2 separate regions of the Homo sapiens genome follow, and region 1 is linked to region 2. A link is an interaction called in ENCODE POLR2A ChIA-PET data of the cell type or tissue named here. Cell type or tissue: Panc1. All regions are shown on one strand.

Region 1 (2,500 bases), 460 kb before region 2:
TTTGTATAATTTTGTCATTTCTAGAAATTCTATGTAAATAAAATCATAAAATATACATCCTTTCCCACATGTCAAGCAACTGAAGCCTCCTGCCAACAGCCATGTAAGTAAGCCATCTTGGGAGCAAAACTATCTGGTTCTCTTCAGACCTTCAGATGACTGCAGCCTCAGCTGACATCTTAACTGCAACCTCATGAGAGACCCTGAGAGCCAAATCTACCTTTCTGAGCAACTATCAAACTTCTGACCCACGGAAACTGTGAGATAATAAATATTTTTTGTTTAAACCATGAAAATTGAAGTGCCGGGCGCGGTGGCTCACGCCTGTAATCCCAGCACTTTGGGAGGGTGAGGCAGGCAGATCATGAGGTCAAGAGATCGAGACCATCCTGGCCAATATGGTGAAACCCCGTCTCTACTAAAACTATAGAAGTTAGCCGGTCATGGTGATGCATGCCTGTAGTCCCAGCTACTAGGGAGGCTGAGGCAAGAGAATCGCTTGAACCCAGGAGACCGAGGTTGCAGTGAGCTGAGACGGCACCACCACACTCTAGCCTGGGTGATAGAGTGAGCCTCCGTCTCAAAAAAAAAAAAAAAAATAGAAGAAGAAGTAAGTTATTATGCAGTAATAGATAATGAATATACTTGCATTAGTGGAAAAAGCCCATTGGTCATTATATATTACTCTTTTTACATAACCCTGGATTTTTAAATATAGAATTACTGTGTTTAGATTCATGAGAGATGGTAATCTATAATTTTCCTTTCTTAGAATGTCCTCTTTGGGTTTTGGTATCAAGATTAGGCTAACTCATAAAATGAATTGGGAAATGCTGTCAAATTTTTATGATCTCAAAGAGCTTCTGTAAAATTAATAATTTTTCAATTATATATTTAGAAGAGCTCAAGAGTGAGAACATTTAAGTTTGAGGGTTTCTCTGGAGAAAGTTTATAAATTACAAATGTAATTTATTTTGTAGATATGGAACTATTGAGAATTTGTATTTTTTATTTCAATATTTTTATTTGTGCAATAATTTATTTTATTTTATCCCAATTGTCAAAATATTACCCTAAATTATTTAATAATATCATTTTATCTTTTTATCTGTAGAATTCTTGAAATTCATAATTTGTGCTCTCTCCCTTATTTTCATCAATTTTTCTATGTATTTATTGATTTTAATAATATCTTCAAAGAACCACTCTAGGCTTTGTTTGTTAAGTTTCTATATTGTATATTCACTTTCTCTTTCATTGTTTTCAGATCTTATCTATCCTAGTTTATTTGGGTTGTTTCCTGTTTTTTTTTTAGCCTAAATTGGAGACTTTCATAATCTATTTTCAATCATTCTCCTTTTTCTCATACATACATTGAACGTTTTACATTTCTCTCTAGGCACTGCTGTAACTGCTTCTTACACATTTTTATATGTAGCAAATTTTTTGCTGTTTGTTCAGTTTAAAATATTTTCTGATATTCATTATGATTAATTCTATGACCCATGGGCTATTCAAAATTAAGTGACCAATCTCAAAATATCTAAGGATTCTAGGAATCTTTTAACATTTTATTTATAGTTGAAATCTACTATGTTCAACAAATATAGTCTATATTTTTGCTATTCAAAGTACTTGTTAAAATTTCCAGCTTAAAAGTTGTTGAATCTTCCAATTTCTTTTTATTACATGAAATCTCTTTAACTTTAGTAATATTTCTTTCATTAGTGTCTTATTTTGTTTTTATATATGTATGAACATATATATACACTTATGTATATATGCACATTTATGCACTTAATGACAGTATCAAAATATAAAAGCAAAAATTAATGGAAGTAAAAGGAGAACTGTGCAAATCCGCAATTACAGTTGAAAACTTTGGTATCAGCTCTTATAGGAAATGATAGAACAAGCAGATAAAAACTCACTAAGGATATAAAAGATTTGAAAAGTACAATTAATCAACTTGACTTTATAGACATTTATAGAACAGTACAGCCAACCACTGCATAATGCACATTATTTTCAAGTGTATAGGGAACATACACCAAAATACAATGTTTCTTCTTTTTCTCTCAATGTATCTTAACTTTATACTTAAAAGGATTTTTTTCCCCCTGCTTTTTTTTTTCTTTTCTTTCTTTCTTTTTTTTCTTTTTGAGACGGAGTCTCACTCTGTTGCCCAGGCTGGAGTGCAGTGGCATGATCTCGGCTCACTGCAACCTCCACCTCCTGGGTTCAAGCGATTCTCCCGGCTCAGCCTACTGAGTAGTTGGATTACAGGTGCCCACCACCATGCCCAGCTAATTTTTTTGTATTTTTAATGGAGACGGGTTTCACCATTTTGGCCAGGCTGGTCTCAAACTCCTGACCTCAGGCGATCCGCCCCCCTCGGCCTCCCAAAGTGCTGGGATTACAGGCATGGGCCACTGTGCCAGGTCCATATAAACAGCGTATAGTTGACCTTTAAAAAAGTATAAATATATATTTTTTGAGA
Region 2 (2,500 bases):
CCAGACCTGCTTGAAGTATATTCACTCATTTAACCCTTGCAGGAACTCCTAAGAAAATGGCATTGCTGCTCACATTTTGCAGTTGAGGAATTGAGGTCCAGAGGCAAAATGATGTAACATAGCCAGCATGTGCTGAACTCTGACTCCATATCCAGCACCAGTTGTCACATGTATCAGTTCATTCAAATCTCACAACAAGCCCAGATAACAAAACCAAGACATGAAATGCTCAAGTAGCATGCTCAAGGTCACCTCACACAGTATGTGGAGGAACTGGCATCTGAATCCAGGTGGTCAAGCTCCAAAGCAGAAACTCATATCCATCATGTTACACCTGCCTGGCTTCACACAGCTGATAAAGGGTGGAGCTGGGAGTCACTGCCAGGTGTGACTCCTGCATTGCCCTCTCTGCCACCTTTCTTTGAAGTATTAGGGCCCACTGTCTTTCTAGGCCCTTCTCTCTCCCTCACAGGCACTTGAATCCTCTACTGGCACCACCTCATCCCATGACCACTCATGAGCACAGACAAGGCTGATCCTATCCATGGACAACAGCTTTGTCTCAGGCTGGCCTCTATAGAAGGGCCATGATGAGGCCTGGAAGTGGATCTGTATGAGAAAAGGTCAGGCATTCCTTCAATTTCACCAATTCCTATTGCTCTAAGGTCAACAAGGGAGAGATTACTTATCTGAGTTGAGCAGCTGTTCCTGCAGCCCAGAGCTGGAGCCAAGGAGTGCAAGGCTACCATGCTATTCTACAGCCGTATCTGGACCGGCTGCTATGTCCACAGCTAACCACCTTGCCAAGAGCCTTAGAGTGTTCCCCTTCTCTTTCTATGAAGTCTCTCGCCCTATAGACAGGTGCTGAATGAACACAGCTTAGGAGTCTGAACATGATTTAATTCAGGCCTGCAAAGAGGAAGACTCACCAGCCCTTGAATGAACATCACTGGGAAAATAGCGGATATGGTGGTGTAGTGAGGGACCTGAGACTAGAAGCAGGCAGCCTGTTTGCTCGCTATGTAGCTTTGAACACAGCAGCTTATTACCTCTGACGTCAGTTCTCTCAACCATAAAAGAGGAATAAAGCAGTTCCTACCAGGCAGGGTTGTTATGGGGATGGAGTCAATACACTGCAGAATTGTTCATAAAATAGCCTCGTATGCATATGGCAAGCACTCAGTAAATGGTAGCAATGACCCACGGCTCCTCTCCTCCCTCCTTTCTCAGGAGGAATCCTTTATTTTATTTTTTAAGACTGAGTCTCACTCTGTCACCCAGGCTGGAGTGCAGTGATGTGATCTCAGCTCACTGGAACCTCCGCCTCCTGGGTTCAAGTGATTCTCCTGCCTCAGCCTCCCAAGTAGCTGGGATTACAGGTACCCATCATCGCACCTGGGTAATTTTTGTATTTTTAATAGAGACGGGGTTTCACCATGTTGGCCAGGCTGGTCTCGAACTCCTGACTTCAAGTGATTCACCCGCCCGCCTCAGCCTCCCAAAGTGTTGAGATTACAGGCGTGAGCCACCGTGCCTTGCTTCTGAGGAGAAATCGTTTAAGTGAAATCAGATTTTGACCTCTAAGAGCTCAGAGTCCAGTCCATCCCATTTGGGGACATGGACACTGTGATCCCAGCAGTTCAAGGCTGATGGCAGTTTGCATCGCTTGACAGACACACTGCCTCTGTTGGGGTATCTCCAAGGTGGTGAGTGAGTCCCACCTGGAGCCTGGGTGCCCAGGAGGCTGCTGAGCTGACTTTTCCTGCACTGGCGAGCTGCCCTGCCCACCTGCACTTGCACGTGTGTGCACTGTCCAAGCTGAAAGGGACCTTAGATCCCTCAGATTAGCACATTTTTTTCTATAAAGGGCCAGATAGTAAATATTTCAGTCTTTTCACCAAATGCAGGCTTAGATCATGCTGTCCAATGCATCCCTCCCCATAACCCCTTGCCCTTGGTGGGTTTTGGGTGGCGGGCGGGGGTGGGGGTGGGGGTTCCAAGAAGTTATTTCAGGGAGCCCAGAGGCCATTTTTTGTACCTCTGAAAGTCTAAGGGAGCTCCTTGCTGGTCCTCCTGCCCTGGACACCCTTCCCTCAGATCTTTGAACACAGCTCCTTCTCACCATTCAGGGCTGAGCTCAAACATCCCACTCCCTGGAGATGATACCTTCTCAGCCCCACCCATTACTCTCTCACATTTCCATTTATTTTCTGCATGGTGCTTATCATAACCCAACATCTCTCTCTTTTTTTCTTTTTCTTTTTGGAGACAGGGTCTCACTCTGTTGCCCAAGCTGGAGTGCAGTGGTACAATCACGGCTCACTGTAGCCTTGACCTCCCAGGCTCAAGCAATCCTCCCATCTCAGCTTCCCGAGTAGCTGGGACTACAGGTGTGCACCACCATGCCCAGCTAATTTTTTTGTATTTCTTTGTAGAGACAGGGTTTCACCATGTTACCCAGGCTGGTATCAAACTCCTGAACTCAAGCAATCCACCTGCC

What was found. ChIA-PET counts read pairs that join two places held together with the same protein. Peaks named below come from ENCODE experiments on the same cell type or tissue, not always from the same donor. Only the 100,000 strongest peaks of a DNase experiment are listed, where the experiment ranks them.
Region 1: POLR2A ChIA-PET joins it to region 2 with 6 read pairs; 2 of 35 experiments call an interaction of 5 or more read pairs at or near these places.

Annotation. Positions count from the first base shown.
Region 1 is chr11:12,649,867-12,652,366 of GRCh38, reverse strand. No RefSeq gene overlaps it. Among named protein-coding and RNA genes, the nearest start is that of TEAD1, 23 kb to the left of the region's middle. In Panc1, no CTCF peak of the experiment used is centred here; no DNase peak of the experiment used is centred here.
Region 2 is chr11:12,191,532-12,194,031 of GRCh38, reverse strand. The region is part of intron 3 of MICAL2 (microtubule associated monooxygenase, calponin and LIM domain containing 2); the gene reads right to left. Among named protein-coding and RNA genes, the nearest start is that of MIR6124, 29 kb to the right of the region's middle. RefSeq lists an enhancer at 596-890. In Panc1, no CTCF peak of the experiment used is centred here; no DNase peak of the experiment used is centred here; H3K27ac peaks cover 771 bases.